Regions from separate parts of the Homo sapiens genome. Here region 1 is linked to region 2. Evidence: chromatin loops called from intact Hi-C (ENCODE). Cell type or tissue: chondrocyte. All regions are shown on one strand. Each heading gives the region's core, and the rest is flanking DNA. Links, peaks and the distances in the headings are about the cores only. Region 1 has its middle 250 kb from the start of REEP3. Region 2 has its middle 190 kb from the start of REEP3.

What was found. Hi-C counts contacts between places; a loop is a spot of excess contacts. Peaks named below come from ENCODE experiments on the same cell type or tissue, not always from the same donor. Only the 100,000 strongest peaks of a DNase experiment are listed, where the experiment ranks them.
Region 1: it touches region 2 in a loop (2.9-fold over the local background); 15 of 110 quality-filtered maps call a loop at or near these places.

What each region holds. Positions count from the first base shown.
Region 1 is chr10:63,761,482-63,772,778 of GRCh38, reverse strand. No RefSeq gene overlaps it. Among named protein-coding and RNA genes, the nearest start is that of REEP3, 250 kb to the right of the region's middle. In chondrocyte, for the core only: CTCF peaks have their summits at 4,827 and 5,063 (motif pointing right); no DNase peak of the experiment used is centred there.
Region 2 is chr10:63,707,170-63,718,466 of GRCh38, reverse strand. No RefSeq gene overlaps it. Among named protein-coding and RNA genes, the nearest start is that of REEP3, 190 kb to the right of the region's middle. RefSeq lists enhancers at 4,513-5,191, 10,355-11,297. In chondrocyte, for the core only: no CTCF peak of the experiment used is centred there; a DNase peak (open chromatin) is centred at 5,996.

The DNA.
Region 1 (11,297 bases), core at 2,057-10,056, 54 kb before region 2:
AGAGTGACATATGTATAAAGAAGGATGCAAAATGAATGCAGACTGGATACGGGTGAGTTCCAGCCAACTGCCACCCTTTCTCCTGGCTTGATGGCTAATCACCAAAATACATTCCTGAGCTGTTCTCTCTCCTCATACATTCATTTAAGAATGAATTCACTTCTGTTTCAAGTTGTCCCATTTGGGAAAATCTAGATTGCATCAACAACAGCTTGAAAAAAGAATTGAGAGGAGTAGAAAGGCAAGAAAGAAGTCCTACAAATTAAAATAATCTTTTTAAGGTCTAAGGCAAGAAAGAAGTCCTACAAATTAAAATAATCTTTTTAAGGTCTAAGTCAAGAAAGAAAGCTCTGGCTCTCAGTGTACAGTCAGTCTATGCAAGGAAGTCTTTTTTGTATTTAGTAACCAAACATTTTAATAACATTAATTTGCTGTTAGTATGTAGAGCAACATCAAACTCCACAGTTGACATCTTTCTACTGACACAACCAACCACAAATCCTGGCTGGATTGTTAGCACAGTCCTGGACTGACATGTGCCTCATAGACCTGCCATGTTTTAGCTGGAATTCTCTCAGTACAGATGAGACTTATGTTTTGCAGAATTTTAAAAATAGAAAGACCCCAGGTTTTAATGGGTCTCCACTATACCAGCATCAATATTTTACATGATATTTCTTAAATATATATTCTTATAACATTTTAAATAATGAAGACTGCAAAGCTAGATATTTGGAAAAACAATATTTGGACCAATCAGGGCCTGAACCAAAGTGGAACCCAAGGGTCAAAATGAATCCCACTGATTTGATTCATTCATTTATTCAACAAACACATATCAAGCAACATCTCTTGGCAACTATTCTAGGCACTGTAGGGGATCTATAAAGCTCACAATGATCACACCCCAGGCCAAGCATGAGCCTATAATCCCAGGGTTTTAGGAGGCTGAGGTGGAAGGATCACTTGAGGCCGAGAGTTTGAGATCAGCCTGAGCAACACGGCAAGACCCTGTCTCTAAAAAAATTTTAAATTAGCCAGGTGTGGTGGCATACTGCTGTAGTCCCAGCTACTCAGAAGGCTGAGATGGGAGGATTGCTTGAGGCCAGGAGTTCAAGACTGCAGTGAGTAGTGAGCCATGATCACGCCACTGCACTCCAGCTGGGGCAACAGAGAGAGACCCAATCTAACCAAAAAAAAAAAAAAAAAAATGATTACACCCCAGAGCAGAGTGAAAAGTGGTACTACTGGAGAGGCATAAAGACAGTGCTCTATTCCCTCTGACAAGCCTATTAAAAAAGGACCTGATAACCTGAGAAATAGAAGTAAGTTCTAACTTCCTTCAGCCCCTACTAAGGTCAGGGCAGAGCAGGACATATGTAAACTCTGACCCAAAAACATACAATATTAGGGGTCACTGGTATCCTCCCAGAGGGATGCCAACATAGGTATCTGGCTAGAGGGGAAAGCTGAGCCTGCCTCAGGGAACAGGGCCTCTAGAAGTGGGGCCAGCCTCTCAGCTGTTCAGCCTTCACCTACCATGGAATCCCAGACACCAGGAAAAAATGATACCTTAGAGAAGAAGCCATTATAGACTAGAGGGGAATAGAAAAACAAGAATGAAGACCGATAAATTAAAACAATCTTTCCTCAACCCAAGACAGGAAAGGCTCATCTGGAGGAGGAAGGCTCTCTGATGGGTAGGAGAAGAAGGAGAATTATCAAAGTGAGCCCACCTCCTAGAACATTCTGCTTTGAACTGTGGGAAGAGATAAAGATAGAGAGAAGAATAGCTCAAGTGCTGATGAGTGACCAGGAGATTAAACAGCCTGAGGAACTGATGACAGGAAGTGGATTTTAAAGTAAAGACGATATAATTGAGCACACAGGCTCACTTGCCCTCAAACACACTAGAAAGAGTCAATTCAGTCTAAAGCCAAGTCTACCCAAGATCCCACTAGTCGCTCTTGCGAAAAATTCTGCCCCAGAGTTTCTTCTCCAGGCAGATCAGATGTGTGCCTCACAGGTAGGCAGCAGGAAGAAGGAGTTTCAACAGGTTATGAAGGGGGCGCCAAAAATCCAGCCTGTAGAACCTGTAAGTACAGAAGTCTCACACAAGAAAGGAAGACTAGAAGAAGTCAGGAGTGAATAGATTCACCAGCTGGGCGTTTGGGTTGTGAACGTCAGACGCTGAAGAGCTGGAAGAGAACAGAGAAGCCAGAGGTGGAGGCCCAAAGCTATCAGACATTGGGCAGAATTAACATTGAAAATGAAGGCAAGGCTTCGAAATACCATAAAATCATAGACCTACAGTAAGGGCCAATATCCCAGGGAACCTTCAGTGTTCAACTGAAACCACCAAATGGATCCATGACTATCTTGTCTAGCAAAGCAGATAACATCAGTCCCCATAGGACATAATCCCTGCATTTATGCTATCTTTGATTCAATCCCATCCTCCCTGGGTGTCTACCAGAAACATCTGAAACCCTTGTCAAAGTAAAATTCTCAAAAAGTTAAAAACATGATTCTCATACAAATATAAAATGAACATGAGTCAAGGATGTTATTTAATTCATTAATTAATGAGGAAACCAACAAGATGACAAAGCTTCTTCAAAGAGCATTTTGAGGATGTAGGTTTTCATAAGTATTTGGAACAATGTTAGAGCAAGATTACTAGGTTAGATACAAAACTGGCTAATGACATACAAGGCAATAAACCATAACTTTGGGGTTTTTTCCACTAAATAGAAATGATTTGAAAAATCTACATGTTAACGTGTAACTTCATTAAATCTGGAAACTAATTAATGGTAATGAGTGGGCTAAACAAACTTTATTCTCCTGCCTGGATAATTAAAAACTCTTTGGACAGGTCTGCTAAACTATGCTCCCATATGATCATAAAAGAACATATTACCAATCTTTCTGTCTCATTTCTGAGTTTTAGGTACTTTTTCTTAACTCCTTGATGCTTAATTTTGTAATAGAAGGTGGGTAAATCTTATTATTCACAGAAGCTAGAGAAACATCACCCCTAAATTTTTGAAAACTGGACTGTCCTTACAAAATTTTGACTTTGGCTTGACCTCTTAGCAAGAGGAATGGTGTGTGAGGAAAGAGAAGAAATTCTTGATAAGAAGGGTCAGCTAGATGGCAAAAACAACTAACCCCTGCTGGCCTCAGCCATATGCCAGCCTGCTAGATTTTGCTGACTATGTCACACTGAAATCTGGAGTTCACCTCTCTCTGAGCCAGATGAACCACCTAAGTGTGGTTTCCTGGAGATGATACCACTGCAGTTAGAAATCCAAATGCATCCCCTGCAGAAATAGAAGCTCCTCAGGAGAGTGAGAACAAAGACTACCCTTTAACTGTGACACAAAAACTAGCTTCAAGGTCCCCTGAAGAGAGCACTGGCTGAAGCAGGTGGCATGGCCCTTCAGGTGTGGCCTGTCCAGGAAAATGCAGTTGACACAACCAACTCCACACAAGACCAAGAGTAATTAACAACCCCATCTAGAACCTACCGTAGAAGGAAGAATCAGTGTCTTACAGTGCATATTCACTGAAACCAAAATATTTCCCCCTTTATTCTTGTATTTCATAACCTGTTTCTGTATATGAGAAAAAAAAGAAAAATGTCTATTATCTGTTAAGAAGGAGCCAAAGGGCTGGGCACAATGGCTTATGCCTGTAATCCTAACACTTTGGGAGGCCGCGGCAGGCGGATTCCTTGAGCTCAAGAGTTCAAGACCAGCCTGGGCAACATGGTGAAACCTCGTCTCTATAAAGAATACAAAAATGAGCTGGACATGGTGGTACATGCCTGTAGTCCCAGCTACTTGGGGAACTGAAGCAAAAGGATCACTTGAGCCTGGGAGGTCAAGGCTTCAGTGAGCCATGAGTGTGCCACTTCATCCCAGCCTGGGCATTAGATCAAGACTTGGTCTCAAAAAAATAAAATGAGCAAAAGGTCAGTAAGACATTTTCACATAAAGGCACAGAACTGTATCCTGGGAACAGGATTGACACAAGCATGAAAGTAAGGCCCAGGTATATAAAACAGGGGAATAAGATCAGATTGGTGGTTCAAATGAATTTTACCAAAGGATTTGCCTGGTATCTATCTGCTCTTGTGCTGGGCTGAGGTGGTGGGAGTAGGAAAGATAACCTGTGACCTCCTAAAGGTAAATATCAAAACCACAATGAGATATCATTTCATACCCACTAGGATGACTATAAGCAAAAGGAGAAAATGGAAAATCACAAGAGTTGACAAAGATGTGGAGAAACTGGAACTCTCACACATTGGTGGGAATACAAAACGGTGCAGCCACTGTGGAAAATAGTTGGGCAGTTTCTCAAGAAGTTAAACATAGAATTACCATATAACTAAGCAATTGCACTCCTAGGTATATACCCAAAAGAATTGAAAACAAGTACAAGTATATGAATGTTCACCTCAGCACTATTCATGATAGCCAAAGGTGGAAGCCAAATATCCATCAACAGATGAATGGATAGACAATGTGATATGCACATATAATGAAATGGAAAATTATTTAGCCATTAAAACGAATGAAGTATTGACACATGCTACAACGTGATGAACCTCAAGAACACAATGCTAAGTGAAGGAAACCAGACACACGAGGTCACATTTTGTATGATTTCATTCACATGAAATATCAGAAAAGATAAATCTATAAATACAGATACCAGAATGATGGTTGCCAGAACTGAAAGGAAAAGAGAGTAGGGAGTAGCTGATTAATGGGTACAGGGTTTCACTTTGGGATGAGGAAAATATTTTGGAACTAGATAGAGCTGTTAGTTCCACAATACTCTGGACGTGCTAAATGTCACTGAATTGTACACTTGAAATGGCTAATTTTCTAGTTATGTGAATTCCAACTCAATTTTTAAAAGTGAAACAGGAAATATCAGCAATGACAATAATGGCAAAGGTTCCAAACAGTAAAGCTCCAAGTCTGTACAATGACCTTCAAAATGTGAAAATATTCAGAGTAAACCAAAGTTTGGACAGAAGGGGGAGCAAGAAACACACAGAAATATAGAATTTATATGGGAAAAAAAGATTCAGAAAATACATTGATTTTTTTTCCAGGATCATGTCACCACCACGCTTCTCCTTGTATGAGTTATCTTCTGTAAAAATAGAAAAGAATAAAAAACCAAATCCCTCAATACCGAAAAAGAAATACTGAAGAATGATAGAATTTACAGCAGGAAGGGTTGACTGGAGAGATCATTCAGTCTAAACACCCTTATTTTGCAGATGGAAAAACCAAGACTCAGAGAGATGAAATGCCTTTCCCAACATCACATGGCAGAGCTGGACTAGCAACAAGGGGTTGGTTGGGGACTGTGCTTTCCGTGATGGAAGCTCCAACTGTGTTCTCTGTGGTTTTACGGTATTTTTTTTTTCTCTTGAATCACATAACTAAAATGTTTCCAGGCCTGTCAAGTCAGTGTCTGCCACCCCCTCTTCAGCTTTGCAGCACTCACAGCCAAGGAAAATCAGGTTAAAATTAACATCTCTAGAGCAACCATAAATGGAAAAGTCCCAAATATGCAGCCCATTGTGTCTAATAAGTCAGCAAAGTAAGGAGTACACTCTGCTTTGGTCCTGGGTGAAGAAATGGGTGACTGAAGAGTGCAACCTGAATGTCAACAGGGGCCACCACATCCTTTAAGAGTCAAACCAAACGGCCTGATCTCCTAACCCAGAGGCCTGTCTTCTAGATCATTTCTTCCAGCCCTTGCTTTCTGTACTCAAGGACTTAAACAAAGACCACTTCTCCTAAGGCCAGCTGTCAAAATAACATTTTCTCTTTCTCAGCTGCATGTATGCTCTGGGAGTCCTTTTGAACTTGCAGGCACATTCCTTTCTTCCCCTCCTCCCTACACCAGTAACCAGTGTTGACGAGAAGAGTCAAACTTCATAAAACATTTTAAGAGACTTATTCTGAGCCAAACATGAGTGACCATGGCCATGACACAGCCCTCAGGAGGTCCTGAGAACACGTGCCCAAGGTGGTCTGGGCACAGCTTGGTTTTATATATTTTAGGGAGGCCTGAGACGTCAATCAAATACATTTAAGAAATACATTGGTTTCGTTCAGAAAGGTGGGGCAACTCAAAGCGGGGGCTTCCAGGCTATAGATAAATTTAAACTCTTTCTGGTTGATAACTGGTTATCTGAAGACCTGGGATCGAAGGAAATGTTCAGGTTGAGATGAAAGATGTGGAGACTAAGTTTTATTGTGCAGAGGAAGCTCTCAGCAGACTTTACAGAGAGCAGGTTGAAAAATGTTTCCTATCAGACTTAAAAGGGTACCTGCCTCTTAGTTGATTATCTCCTGGATCTGAAAAGGAAGGAAGGAAAACAAAGGGGAAAGAGGATTCCCTACAGAATGTGGATTTTTCCCACAAAAGACTTTGCAGGGCAATTTCAAGGTATGGCAAGGAAATATATTTTGGGGTAAAACATTTTTATTTTTTCCCTTGTTATGCCAGAGTCAGGTTGGAAAGTAAGTCACGATATATAGGGTAAAATAAAACCCATCTGATGAGAATTTATGGCTTGTAGGGCATGACTCCCCAGACACCTTAGAAAGGAATTTGGGCAAGATAAAAAAAATCAGAGCTTAGTCCACACCAGCATGGGTCACTTCTTTGTGGGGCCACCTCAGAAAATGGGGCCAGGAGTAGAGACCCTAAAGGTGTCTGAATTCAAGATTATAACGCAAGTAAGTGGCAGTCACAGCCAGAACTAAACCAAAAGCTTCTTGCTCTGAGAGGATTACCACAAACTGAATGCCAGAACCTAACACATCGTTATTTAATTTTGCTAAAAAGGGTTATTTGCCTTCATTAAATTTTCAAACTTTTAGTTCCTGAAATACAATTTTCTTATTAAATTGTACCAATATACCACAATGTTATGCCAAAAAGGCCTCTCTCTCCTAATTATTTAATTTTGAATAAAATTCAGATTAACAGTGTGGGCTCTGGAATTTGAATATTTAATTTTCAGATCTCGGCATCGCCTATTATCTGCGCAGTCTTAGGCATGGTATTTAACCTCCCTGGACCTCAGTTTACTCATCCGTAAAATGAACACAACAATGAGCACCAACCTCTTAAAGCCATTGTGAGAAAAAAAAAAAAAAAAAAAGAAAACATTTAAAGTACACAAATGAGTTCCTGGCACATTGGAAAAGCTCAATAAATGTTACCTATCATTACCTTTCCCCAAAATGGGGCATTCTCCAATTGTAGAGAAGAATCTGTTCCCAGTCAGGAGTAGACTACTGCTGATATGTTTGGGTAACTGATCTTCAGGAACACCTCATGCCCTGACCTGTCTCTTCTGAACTTCCACAAACTCAAAAGGGATTCATGAGTCATAAGAGCCTGACTCCTATTAAGACTTTATTCCCTCTCCAACATCCTAGAAACCATCTGCTTGACTATCCCTAGCAACAGGAAACTCATCCCTTCCCCATGCTGTCCATGTCATTTTTGGATGGCTTATGGCTTCCATGCCTACCTCCATCCTGTGGGGCCATTCAGCAGAAGTCTCGCCAATTTCATATGCTTAGCCCTTCAGACATGTGAAGATGAGGTAGGAGGTGGGATTGACTCCAGGGGTGGGGCCAAGACACTGGACCAGATTGAGGACTAGCTAAAACAGGGCAGGGTTGGGGGGGAGGTGGCAAGGCAGCTTTCAATCATGCCCACCAGTGTGTCATGTCGCTATGGCAACACCCGGGAGTTACCGTCCCTTTCCATGGCAAGGACCCAATGATTACTACATCTTCCCTAGACATTTCTGCATAAACTGCCCCTTAATCTGCATGCAATTAAAAGTGGGTATAAATATGACTACAAAACTGCCCTGAGCTGCTACTTTCTGCCTACTCAGTAGCCCTGCTCTGCAGGAGCAGTCATAGAGCTGTAACACTGTCTCTTCGATAAAGCTGTTTCCTTCTACCTCTGGCTTGCCCTTGAGTTCTTTCTTGGACAAAGCCAAGAACCCAGTGGGCTAAACTCCACTTTGGGGCCTGCCTACCCTGCATCAAAGACAGTATCACATTCTGGGCTGAATACTTTTACATTCCCAACCTGTTACCCCAAGGGCCTGATTTAGAGTTCCCTCCACAGGAACTCCTGCTTGTGAATATGCCTCAGAACTGCCCATACCTCAAAGGGAGTCTGTCCAGAGAAGAGGCCACGGTTGGAGAGAAACGTAAAGAAGATAGGGAAGACAGGGAGACAAGGTATTTTCCTCATCCTTCTAAGGCCACTCCTTCACCCTCTTTTTCATCATTCTGTGCTCCTGAGAATCTTCAAAAACACGGCATTGGCTTTTTTCAAACATTTCCCAAGTTGAATGAAATGTCAGTGATCTTTCAATGAAGACCTATTGAAGCAATGTATGCTTTCTATGTGACTTTAGGAAGGGAGGAAAGAGAAGGAACAAAGTGTGTGCTCTAAGTACTACGTATTAAGCTCCATGCTGTCTATTTCTCATAAACAACAAACATAAGGGGCATTCTAATTATATTCTCCACTTTAAAGATGAGGAAACTGAGGCTCTGGGAGCTCTAGCAGCCCTCAATCACTGAGCAGTTGGACCAGGATGAACTCGGAAATCCCAGGTCAACTACCATGTGCTTTCTTTCTGTTTTAGACATGTCTTCCAGGGCCCATCACCAATGTGCTCAGACTCAGCTGCTGAGCAAACTGATGACTCACATTGAGCCTACAATTGCTGCCTTGACTGGGCTCCACCAAACTACCATAGCAATAAAGTATCTCCCTAAACCAAGGCTCAGCAAGGTACAGCCATGGGTCATACCTCACCACCACCTGTTTTTGTAAATAAAGTTTTATTGGGCCACAGCCACCCCCGTTTGTTTACATATTGTCTGACACTTTCACACTACAATGGCAGAGTTGAGTAGTTGCAACAGAGACTATATGGTCTACAAAACCTAAAATATTTACTATGTGGCCCTTACAGAAAAAGCTTGTCAGCTCCTGTCCGAGACCCACATTGGGCTGGCAAATATCTCATTACACCATAGACAATCCTAAAACCACTCTGAGAGGAACAGTAGAATCTTAATCCTTTCAACTAATGCTTCTCTCAATGAATATTTCTCCAATACATGTCTATGTGTCAGTACTTTTTCCACATTAACCATAATCAACTTTTCTAGGATAGGCTATCCTGCCTCAGAACTACCATATTACCTGCTTCAATCTTTATTTTCATGTGGTAATTTCCTGGCTGCCGTTAAGAGTTGGTGTGTGGGCAGTGGTTTCCATTTTTCCAGTATTCAGGGATATTACCTCTCCCACTGTGTGTAGGTTTGGTCGGACCCTCAGTCAAGGTGCCCCGCCCTTTCCCCAACCAAAGATAGGCTTGAGACTCAAAGAGCCCGTTAGGACTCCTTCCTCACAATTTCACATTTTGAGTAGAGTGACTCATAGACAGAAATTTCATTAGAGCTGCTTTATACCTCCAGCCATCCCCTTCCAAGATGCTTGGCTTCTACTGCTCTGCAAATTGCCCATTCCAAGCCTGCGTCTTCAGATTTTTCTTCAGTCCTGTCAATTCTTTTTTAAAGTAAGTTGGCCAAATCACTGTCTGTCACTTATACCCAGATACAGTAGGTCCAGAAAACCCTGCAGGGTAGGAGAATTTGTCTCTAAGGAGTTTGATTCCTTCTGAATAAATTAGGATTAGGAAAGGAAGCTCGTAATTGAGCCTATAAAACTCTAGAAGGCTTTTTAAATTCAATTTCTTAAATGGAAAAACATATATAATAAAAAGAATAGCAATGTCATGTCACAAATTTTTCTGTTCATCTCAATGGTTAAAGTTCAGCAATTTCTGGTTGCTAATGTAATTTTACTTCTCTGGGAGTAGCAGTTTAGTTCTTTGTGACATTTAGTAATGAGCACCATTAGATTGCTCCCTATAGCTTCTACCTGGGGACATTTGCCAGTCTATGTAGGCAAAGGGGCACATGAAGTCTTTTAATGCACCCAACATGCCACTGACAAGATACCAAAGAACAGTTCACCACTTCTGATTTATGACCCTCACACCAGAGGGTGTTGGGGGAGGAGAGGAACCAGAAGACCTAGGAAATCAGTGCAAACAATACAAAGTCTCCAGGCCTCAGCAGATGCACCCATAGCCTCTGGTTCCAACATCAAATGTCTGCCAGGCAGTGAGAAAGCAATGGGCCAGAGGAAATGAAAAATATTTCTGCATGAATAGAACTCTAAGAAGGGACTCTCAAGGTAATTTAATTCACCTACGATCTGATGAAGGAATCCCCTTCACAAAAACCCTTAACAGGTGGATGTCACTAAAGATGTCCAGCTGAATACCTTCAGTGATGGTGAACTCATTACCTTTTGGGCAGCTTGCTTCATTTTTAGACAGCACTATTTGTTGGAAACCTAACAACTCTGATTTGAAAGAAGCCACACAAAACCATGCTGCTCCCTCTTCCCTGTGGCCACCCTTTGCATTGATTTTGAATACAGTCAACATGCCTCACCTAAATCTTCTCAACTCTTGAGCTAACGCCCCCAGATGAACCAAATCATTTTTCACTTGACATGAATGTGACTTTTACTTCTCTGCTTATAAAGGGTATATCATTCAGGTCGTGGCAGGAGTTAGATGATGCACTCCTATTTGGGAACTTGAGTTTAATAAGGGGATCTTTTATAAAAGTGTGAGCAGAGTGTAGAAAAACTAAAAGGGATTGTGCCAAACCCCAGGGGTGTTACCATTCTGTCTTGAAAAAGCAAAGAAAGCAGCAGCACCTGGAGATGGCACAAACTGTGTCAAGAGGGTTGCCTGGTGGGCACTGTGAACTTTATTTACAGGTAGGGCCCTTTCTGGAAAGGGGCTGGTGGAATAAACACCCCTCCCTCACACATCTGCTTGACTCTAATCTGCCAGAGTTCTCCATTGGCCAAATTCAATTGGAAGCTTGAGGGAAAGAAAGCTTATCAACGTAATATACATGAGTTAGACTCCCGAGGCGCAGAGATGGGTGGTGAGTAGATCTGAGGGGCAAATGAGAAATATCCAGCACAGAGGGCATCTCAGGTCTTTGTCTCCCCAACAAGCATTACTTTTGTTCTCGATTTTCTTCTGGGAAACCACTTTTCCCCGATTCTCCTGCCATGGAATTTAAGCCTGGTTGATTACCCCTGTGGCTCTCTAGAGGTCA
Region 2 (11,297 bases), core at 1,709-9,708:
AAAATGGGAGTATCCTTTAGGATATCAGTTTAGCTGTTTTCAAAGAGACCAACATAACTGAGCCTTAAACAAGATAGAATGCTCATTTCTATCCACATACAAGTTCAAGGTAATACTGGTCAGGGGGCTAGAGCTGCTCTGCACCACCAGATCACCCAGGAGCCCAGGTTCCTTTCATCTTGTTACTTTGCCACCCCACAGAATGCTATCCTTGTGCCCTCACGGAAACAAAGCCAACTCATCATCACCACATCCTCATTCCAGCCTGGGAGAAAGAGAAAAAGGGATGTGCAAAGCTGAGGGTTCAGAGATGCCATTTAAGGGCCTGAGCCAGGAGGAGGTACGCCGTTCCCACTTGCTGCCGACCTGCCAGCCTTAGACACATGTCCACACCTCACTTCAGAGAGGCTGGGAAGTGGGCAGCCTGTGCCTAGGTAAAAATAAGGTAGTTCTTTGACCAAAGAAAGAGTACATGGATATCTGCAGATAAGTGGTGATCTCTGCTATGCTCAGTGTCACATGAAGGCCAAGGTGGATATATACAGGGTACATACAGGGTAAGACTGTATTTTTTCCAATGCCTTAATGCTACATACACCACTCGAATCTTAGATACAACTCTGGGCATTGGGGGCAGGGGGTGCCTGAAATTTAGCTGGCCAGTGTTTATCATATGATTTAAAACAAAAGCTCTGGCCAGATATGGTGGCTCATGCCTGTAACCCCAGCACTTTGGGAGGCTGAGGCGGGCAGATTGCTTGAGCTCAGGAGTTTGAGATCAGCCTGAACAATATGGTGAAACTCCATTTCTACTACAAATAGGAAAGAAATTAGCTGGGCATGATGGCATGTGCCCGTAGTCCCAGCTACTTGGGGGCGGGGGGGGGGCGGCGCCGAGGCAGGAGGATAGCATGAACCCAGGATGCCAAGGCTGCAGTGAGCTGTGACTGCACAACTGCACGACTGCACTCCCGCCTGGGTGACAAAGTGAGACTCTGTCTGAATAAAAAGCTCTGTCCAAATGAGACTATGTTAATAAATAAACAAGGCAATCAAATTGTCTCTCTTGAGCATCTGAACCAGAAATAGATTGAAGAATATGGTATGATAGAGCCGTAAGAGAAGGAGATGCAAAGAAGTCATGGAATCAGGCCGTGAGTCAGCAGCAAAGGTTGCAAGTTGCCTTGAGTTAAATAAATTCATGATGTGAGATAGAAATCATCACCAGGGCTGTGCCTGCAAACTCACAAAATAATTGATGCTCTCCTACATTTTCTATCCTCCCTTGCAGTGAGGTTAGAGCCATATATCTAGCTCTGGCCGGTGAAAGGTAAGCAGAAGCATCAAATGTCGCTTCCAAGTCAAGGTCACTGAGAGCCAGGGACCTCCTCCAGCTCTCCTGTCTCTTGTGCAGTGACTTTGGAAACCAAGTGTTAATATGGCAGCATTAGACACAGATGGAGAGGCATGGGGTCTCTGGGTAGAGGGGAATCCCTGCTGACTACATCATTTTATGTGAGCAAGAAATCAATTTTTGTTGTATAAAGCCCCTGAGATTTCAGAGTTGATCTATTGCGGCAGCTAATGGTTAATTATCCTGACTGATACAATAACCAAAATGTTTTAGTACTTCCCATACTGTAATTATTCTAGTGATCATAATTGCACAGTTGCAACTTGTTGAGAAACATAAGTCTGAAACAGTTGTTTACAGCTGGTGTTTGTCTAGACCATGGCAGTGTCCATTCTGATTGTGCCTATGCCATCTGACTTGGTAAAGATTTCTTCACACTTTGCCTTGCTCATAGGAAAACTATATACATGCGCCCTTCAACGTATTCTAAAGTGAAAGCTTAAAAGCATAAAATGTGTTTTAAAATTATAAGTTAGTTTTAGAAAGGAAAGATTTCTTTCCCTCACCTATTGCTAGCTTCATGGCTGAGGTACCTACAAAAGACAGATTAACAAGAGAAAAGCACATGAATGTATTTAATATAAGTTTTATATGCCACAGGAGGCTTCAGAAAGAAAGACTCAAAGAAAAGGGAAACCTGTGTATTTTTATGCTAAGTTTGATGAGGAAGTGGATAGCCATGAAGTACGACGATTGGGCAAAGGGGGTATGACCTATTGAGAATAAACTGGGAGAACTTAGCAAGAACTGTTTGTTTAGATTCTTTGTGTTTCTGTGTCTTCAGAGGTAAGGATACTCCTTTCCTCGGGGTATAGGGTGGACACTTCTCACATGACAATACTATGATCTGCTTCAGAGGAAAGTCAGAGAATTCTTTTATGACCTGCTTCAAAGGAGAAGAAAGGGAGAAGGTCAGAGTCCTTCCTGCTTTTGTTTTCTCAAATGCCAAGATGCTCTATGTTGAGGCAGCATGTTCTAAACTCCATCATCAGAAACTATACATTAATCGATCAAATCTATGAGACTATATACATGAGGCAAAAAGATAAAAAGCTTAAATACAAGGGAAGAAAATGAGACAAACTCTAGAAAAAAGGATAAAGAAATGAAATATTTATGTCTTAAGTTGCTAAGATCATGAAAAAAATTGAAAACAGAATTGTTATCTATCCATGTAAAAGCAAAAGCTTTATATTTAAGTACTATTTCCATTATTTTACTCTGAAATTATGGCATTTCAATATGGGATTCACTTTATCTTGTTTCCTAAATTATCACCTGTGCCTATTACTTGCACATCACTTAAATAAATTAAAAACTGCAGTATATATCATACACATTCCCGAAATTAAAATTTGTATTTCTTATACAGTTAAAAAAACAAAAGTAATCTAGCTACTACTATGTATTTGTTGTTGTTGTTGTTGTTGTTTTTGAGACAGAGTCTCGCTCTATCGCCCAGGCTGGAGTGCAGTGGCCGGATCTCGGCTCACTGCAAGCTCTGCCTCTCGGGTTCAAGCCATTCTCCTGCCTCAGCCTCCCAAGTAGCTGGGACTACAAGCTCCTGCCACCACGCCCGGCCAATTTTTTGTATTTTTAGAAGAGACAGGGTTTCACCATGTTAGCCAGGATGGTCTCGATCTCCTGACCTTGTGATCTGCCCACCTCGGCCTCCCAAAGTGCTGGAATTACAGGTGTGAGCCACCACGCTCAGCTACCATGTATGTTTTAAAAGACTAAATTCAACTTTCATTTGATTCTCTCTCTCTCTGTTCCTCTTTCTGTCTTTCTGCAGATAAGGTTTAATACTTTAGTATAAAGAAAATAGAACTTCTGTCATGTTGCTTTTGTACTTTGCATACTTTTTTTGCAATTATTATAGTATTGTAGAAGATATACATTATATCCTTGTGAATTCAAATGGCAGAAATATTGACTAAAATGTATATTACTCATATCAATTTTCCATATTCAATTTTATACTAAAATGATACTTTCATTTAATATGTTAATCATAACATAAAAGGCTGCACTTACCACAGAATATAGAAATATGAAGTTTAAATATATATTATATTATAGCCTGCTTTTCCCACAAGGCTAATAGCATGAAATCAATTTTTAATATGGAGGTAGAAATTATAAATTATTTTTAATGAACAAAAGAACAGAATCATTAACTCCCCAGCCATGACTTGATTTGGAAGTTGATTAGGGATCAAGTTATCTTCCTGAAACCTACCCTCCAGTGTAAAATTTCTATATTGAAAAATATGATGAACAACCTATTAAGGTTCTGCTTTTTATGTCTCTAGTACTTTGCTGCAGCTTACAACACACTTTTAAACACATAGGTTTTCTCAACAGTTCTGAGACAGAGAAGACCTTATCTTCTTAAGGTCCACGAAGACCTGGCAAACTAATCTTCAAGATGAATTCAGCCCACAGATCTATTTATCTATTTTGTGAAGCACACAGAGTTTTTCTTAATTCATTGCCAATATTTAAAAGTTTAGCACTTTCACACTATAAAAAAGAACTGGGCCAGGCACGGTGGCTCATGCCTGTAATCCCAGCACTCTGGGAAGCTGAGGTGGGTGGATCACTTGAGGTCGGGATTTCGAGACCAGCCTGGCTAACATGGTGAAACCCCATCTCTACTAAAAATGCAAAAAAGTAGCCAGGCATGGTGGCGCATGCCTATAATACCAGTTACTTGGGAGACTGAGGCAGGAGAATAGCTTGAACCCAGGAGGCGGAGGTTGCAGTGAGCCGAGATCGCACCAGTGCACTCTAGCCTGGGAGAAAGAGTGAGACTCCATCTCAAAAAAAAAAAAAAAAAAAAAAAAACACCACACGAAGAACTGGCTGTCCCAGTGACCCACATTCCCAGTGGCAACAACTGACTTGAGTCAACTTGGGTAGAGGATGCCCCTTTTTGGGAAGACTCTTTCTCTTCAGTTTGCCACAATCCCCACCATTCTCTTATACTCCCTAAAACTGAGATACAAAGTCAGTTGCCACTTACCATGTTTTACTGGGCCTCCCTCCCTTATAACGTGACTGCTTGGCCCGTGAGGTGTATGGGAAAACAGGCCAGGTCCTTCCAGTCACCCCAGGAACAGTGAGGATGCATTACTCATAGATGAGGCTTAGGGTATTTGCTGGAAAAGCATGCATCTGAGTTTGGAGATAACTTGGAAGGTTAAATACGGAAAAGACTTTCAAAGATCATCTCATTCAAACTCTTCATTGTAGAAGAGGAAACTGAGGTCCCAGAGGCTGAGTGACTTGTATCACATCACACAGTGAATTTACAGAAAATCCCAGCTTAAAGCCCAAGTCTCTTAACTGCTGGCTCCTATCACTGTAATAACAGAAATGGGAAAAAGAAACAACTAGAGAGAAAGGAAGGAGAGTGGGGACACAATCTCCCTTCCCCCTCTCCCAGGCTGTGGCAGGCAGCCAACTGGAGCTTTCTGCATATTTAATTTAAATCTTTGTCTGCCCTGGCAAGGACAAAGTACAATCTGTTTTATGTAAAAAGTCTTCCCTGAGGAAAGCCTCGGCCTCCAGCTGCGAAACTGATTGATGTTCTTCAAGTCCCCAGGAAGCTCTGCTGGGATCCGAGGTTGCGGTTTCCAAAAAAAGAGTCTGTGAAAAGGAAGCACTGAAAACAACAACAACAAAATTTCCTTTATTGTGTTTCTCTCAACCTGGGAGAATTAGACTAAAACAAGGAGGGGGGTGTTGGGACATGCAAATACAGACTGTATTTTAAAAGCAGATTTCAGAGTCCCAGATGGGAGGGGTTTGGGATGGCAAGCTGCTGCCAGAGGGAGACTGGAGTCTTGTCTAGAAGCTTTATTTGCATAGCAAGCACTTTGCTTTTACTTAGATTGCCTGTTCCAATCAATAAAGCTACTAAAATGTTCTGAAGATGCTTTATCCACACTTGAGGAAAGACTGAAAGCATCAATATCCAATAGTGTCACTAGTGATGTTTTATTTGGAATGTTTGGGAAATGTTCTAATAGAGATTAAAATCCATCTTATTTTGTGGGTTTCCTGATACTGTATTTTGGAGAACCAGATCTGGGGTGGCATTTCTTGCAAAACCAAAGCCAGTTTTGAAATCCAGTCTCAGAGTCATCTCTGAATGTTTCTGGATTGTTACAGCCAGGGCATCTCCTGCCAGATTTCTGCTCCATCCCATATGACATCTACTTTAACCTGAGGCCTTATGCACAGATAGCAACACTGAAGTGCCCCCAGAAGACCCAAAGAGGGCAAGACCACTACAAAAGTTTTGAGGATGATGGAAGTTTCACCCCGGAGGACTGGTTTTTCCCACTGGTCCCTGGCCCTGCCTGGGGCAGCCCGTGTATCAGGCTGGAAGGAGGGCATGGGTGACAGTGCAAGGTTCTGCCTTCACCTTCTGGCTCAGCAGCCAAACTTCAGTGTGAAGCCAGAACAAAGCTATTGCCAGGTCAGGGCTAAGGAGCTCGAGCCTGTCTTGGGGTGGAGCCAGGACCCAGAAACCACTGCCATGAGCCACCAGCTGGCTCTGATCCCAGGAACATGTGCAGCTGCTGCACAGGCCAGACTAGTCCTGAAGACTGTCACTGTGCCAGCCCCTCCATTAGGCCTCCCGGTCTCTGCTCTCATCAGGCTCACACCCAATGCCCCGTGTGTACTTTGGCATCTGCCTGCCTTTAGATGTCCTGGGATGACTGAATAAACCTTCAGAAAAGCCATGTGACCTGCTGATTCTTATCTTTCTGGACATCACACCTTTGTTCTAAAACTCCTTAGAGGTCAAAGTGTATAGATCCAAATCTCTGAAGTTCCTTGGTATGATGAAAATGAAGGAATAAACAATTTCCCTTAACTCTGTGTGGTCTAATTTAAGGGCCTTTCATTAGTACTCACAGGAAAAACACAGGCACCATGGCAGCGGAAACAGAAATCCCTCCCCACATGCCCTGATGGTGGGGGCAAAACCCATGAATGGCCACATTCACAGCTGTTTCTAGAAGTGCTTCCTGGTATCGTGGGCATTAAGCTTCAGTAATAAAGTTAACAGCAATACAGTCATACTGGAAAAAGGTCAAAAGGAGGAAAACCTTTATTTAAAATATTATGCTGTTCTTTTTACAAACTAGGTCATCTTCTGTATCAGTAGCTATTCCTCAAGGCATTCGGTCCCACTGACCCTTTAAGAACTTATTTTAAAAAATCGGGCTGCTTCTTACCCCAATTTTGTTTCTTCCCAAATGTGTTAGGCACTCTCCAACCTGGATACAAATTCCAGCATTTTGACAAGGTGTACCTAGTCCTCTTCAGATTCTCTTATCACCAGGGAAAGGCCTGTACAACTGCTCAGTAAGCCTTGGCCGTAAGGTATGCTCCCTAATACAGAATAAAGGGCAGGATGCCACAGTGCGGCCAGCAGGCTCAGTCCCATGGAGAGCAGCCCAGTACGGCTTAAGCTGTAAAGACAAGTAAGACAAGGTCTCTGTGCTCAGGAAACTGGTAATCTAGGGGAGGCCGTGGATGTGTTGCTTAACAAGGTGATAAGTGCATGCTAGCAGTGTGAACCAAGTGCCATGGGAACTCTGAGGAAGCAATGATTAATTATGCAGGGTATGGGGATTAAAGATCTGGGAATGTTTTCCAGAGAGAGAAACAGTGGAGCTGAAACAGATGATGAGCAGGCTTTGATCATGACAAAATTTGGGGGACAGAGTGCTCAGCAAGATACATTCCAGGAAGACGCATGGTGCAAAAGTCTTCCAGACACTGAAAGCTTTTGTTACATGAAATGCTTGGAGCACAGCAGGTCATCCAGGACAGTTGGAGTTTACAGTATAAGGTGGAGGGTGACACGGAAAGACCAAATAGTTGGGTTGGGCCAGATGGTGACTCTCGGACAACCAACTCCTTGGACTTTACCCTGAAGGCAGTGGTGAAGCAGATGAAGGATTTTAAGCAACTGGCTGGGTCAAGGGTTTAGTTTGGTGTATGACAAGCAAAGTTGTCTAAAAGGGACTCTGGGAGGTCACTTGGGGTGGCTTGGACAAGCCAAGTGGAACAGGGGCTTCCCCCCTTCTCCCAGTGGGGTGGGCTGCCCTAAATTTAGCTTCCCACAGAACTGGCAGTTTCTTTCCCACCCTACTCATATGAGCTACCACTCTCCACAGTCCTCAAATCTCCAGAACTGGAAAGCTGGCTTTCCCAGACAACTTCTCAGAACATCTAACACATAACTCAGACTGCCTGGTGCCCCAGTACCTATTTCCATCCCCACTGATAAGTTGTTCTGATCCTCTCTCCACATGGAAAGCAATAAGGAGGTAGAGTCCTTCCCCTAAAACATAACTTGCCATATTCTAAAAGATTCATTTTCTTGGATTCATGAAAGGCTGGGAGATTGTAGATGACTCTTTTGCCTGCTGACACTTGCTTTGTATGTTTCTACAATAAAGCCTGTTTCTAAATTCATACCAAGGGGTATTTTGGAACGCCTTCTGATCCTGGTGTTTTCTGACCAGGGTGACTATGAAGGAACCCACATTGTACCAAAGTGGGATGGCCTAGGAATGGAATAAGTCATTTCCCCATTGTTGATTAAGACTCTTTGTGTTGTAACAGAAAATCCAACTAAAACTGGCTTTAAAATTGAAGGGAATTTATTGTTTCACATAATTGTTAGGGTGGGCATAGAGTAGTTAATCCAGTGTTTTAATGATGCTATCAATGGCCCATTTCTCTCTCTCTGTCCTACCTTCACTAGTGTCAGCATTTTTCTTTTTCTTTTTTTTTTTTTTTTTTTTGAGATGGAGTTTCGCTCTTGTTGCCCAGGCTGGAGTGCAATGGCACTATCTCAGCTCACTGCAACCTCCACCTCCTGGATTCAAGTGATTCTCCTGCCTCAGCCTCCCAAGTAGATGGGATTACAGGTGCCCGCCACCACACCCGGCTAATTTTTCTTGTATTTTTAGTAGAGATGGGGTTTCGCCATGTCAGCCAGGCTGTCTCGAACTCCTTACCGCAGGTGATCCGCCTGCTGCAGCCTCCCAATGTGCTGGGATTACAGGCGTGAGCCACGGCGCCCAGCCATGTCAGCTTTTTCCTTTTTTTTTTTTTTTTGAGATGGAGTCTTACTCTGTTGCCCAGGCTATAGTGCAGTGGCATGATCTCGGCTCGCTGCAACCTCCACCTCCTGGGTTCAAGTAATTCTCTGCCTCAGCCTCCCTAGTAGCTGGGATTACAGGCACCCTCCACCACACCTGGCTAATTTTTGTATTTTTAGTAGAGACGGGGTTTCACCATCTTGCCCAGGCTGGTCTTGGACTCCTGACCTCGTGATCCACCGGCCTTGGCCTCCCAAAGTGCTGGGATTACAGGCGTTAAGCCACTGCGCCCAGCCGTGTCAGCCTTTTTTTAAGGCTGACTCTCCCAATGGTTGTAGAAATGCTGACAGTCACAATCAAGTCTCTAATAGTTACATCTGATGGCAAAGAGGGCTTCTAGACCAGCATTCCAGCCAGTGTCCTGAGATTCACCTAAATCGAGTAAGTTTAATTGACATATTTGTTGTTGTTGTTGTTGTTGTTTTGAGACAGGTTCTTACTCTGTCACCCAGGCTGGAGTGCAGTAGTACGATCTCAGCTCACAGTAACCTCCACCTCCCAGACTCAAGCAATCCTCCCACCTCGGCCTCCCAAGTAGCTGGGACCACAGTCACCCGCCACAATGCCTGGCTAATCTTTGTATTTTTTGTAGAGACAAGGTTTCACCATGTTGCCCAGGTTGGTCTCGAACTCCTGAGGTCAAGTGATCTGCCCACCTCGACCTCCCAAAGTTGTGTGATTACAGGTGTAAGCCACCACGCCTGGCCCTTAATTCACACATTTATGCTCACATCAACTCATATATTCATTGAACAAATATTTATGGAATACCTACTACATATTAGCCACTGTTTCAGGTTCTGGGACATTGAAATCACCTTGAATGACTGATTAGCTTAAAGCAATTGGTACCCATCACGAGCGCTAGGAGTGTGTTTAATTTCCCCCAAAGCACATGGACTGTATAGGGATGGAAGTGGATCCTTAGATAAAGACTTCTCTGCTACCAGGAAAGGGGGAGGAGAGAATAGATACTAGTTTGGCATCAAGAACACCTAATACAGGCTTGCTCCTGAAAACGCAGTTCCAGAACCAGCATTGTTGGCATCACCTGGTAATTTACTATAAATACAGAATCTCAGGTAGTGCCCCAAGTCTACTGGATGAGAATCTGCACTTTAACGAGATCCCCCGGTGACCTCTGTAAACATAGAACTTTGAATGCACTCATCTACAGGATAGATGAAAACAGTGTTATGACTGGGGCTGGAAGAGAAGGAAGTTGGAGAACAAAACAGTCTCTGTACAGACACAAGTTGGGATGTGCTGCTCATAACGGTTCTCCAGAGGGAATCGTGCAGCTAGCCCCTCAGTCAGGGATGATTGTCCCAAAGGGAGATGCACCTACTGAGTGAGGCCAATTAGTGGATCATCCTCTGGGAATTTGAAACGTAAATTATGAGAAACAGATACAGAAGGTTGTTGGAGCAGGGTTAGCAGTCAACAGAACCATAGAAGGTCTAGAAGTACCTAATGAGGGGCCCCCAAAGTGCTCTGAGGCTTAGTTATTATGCACCTCCTTTTATTCAACCATCCAATATTCCCTTTTTGGCTTATGTTAGTTAAAAGGGGTTTCTATTGCTTGCCATTAAAACAAACCTTAACTTACATAGCTTTGACTTTATCGGTATAGTTACCTACTGAGGATGAGATTGGTCTGCCTTGAGGAGGTCACCAAAGTTAATACATTTCACCAAACAATGTCGGAGATGCTTTAGTTGCTTTTCTCCTCAGCCTCCAAACTTAATCGCCAACACAAGCCATGAACACTGAACTGCATTCACAGTTGACAAAGCCATTTTTACACAGTATATTTTAAAATTCTACATATTTTGAAAATGCGGTTTTCATAAGAAACATTCCATTGTTGGTTACCTTCTGTGTATAAATGAATGTATCTTTCTAGAAAGATCCATTCATGTGTCCTCTTTAATCTGACCATCTATTGTCAACTTTTTCAAATGCAGCTGTCTTTTATAAATGTATCTACCAAATAATTGAATTGTTGTGATAGCAATTCTTTTTCCTTTTACACGTGCAATGTTTTCAATCAAATGTTGCCTAATAGCTAGGCTGTTTGGAAATTAATAATCTAAATAGATGGGAACAACAATATAGGTGTTTAAAGTTTAATTATTCCTTCAGGCTCATTGTGAGAATATCAAGGCTTTATTTATTAGTCTGATTCTATATTCCTTGGAGTATTTCATCTTATTCTACAACACTCTCCTTTTCTTCTTTTAAAAAAATACAACAAAACAATGAGGAGGTCAAATCTTATAAGGAACAAACATGACATCACATAGGGAAATGAGTCACTGTGCATCATACTGGGAACTGAGTCAGGACTAAACTGACTCACATCTTTCTGGGCCAAGAACCAATTCTAGTTATATCATGCTGGAAAATGACTCATTTACTACCTTTATTAGCTCCCCTCAAGATCAAATCAACAGCAAATTGGAGTAGGTCTTATGAAACTCAAGTGGCTCTGCTTGAGCCATTACTCTCTGCTGGTACACAGAGGATTTCTGTGTCTGAAATTAACTGGTTGTTTTGCCACAAGAACTCAAGCCCAGCCTTGCCAACAGTGTGTTGCACTTATCTGAGCTAACCACATCTAAACATTAGCATATCCATAATCTTTGTAGTCTCTACATGTAAGCAATTTTTAGATAATTGATTGA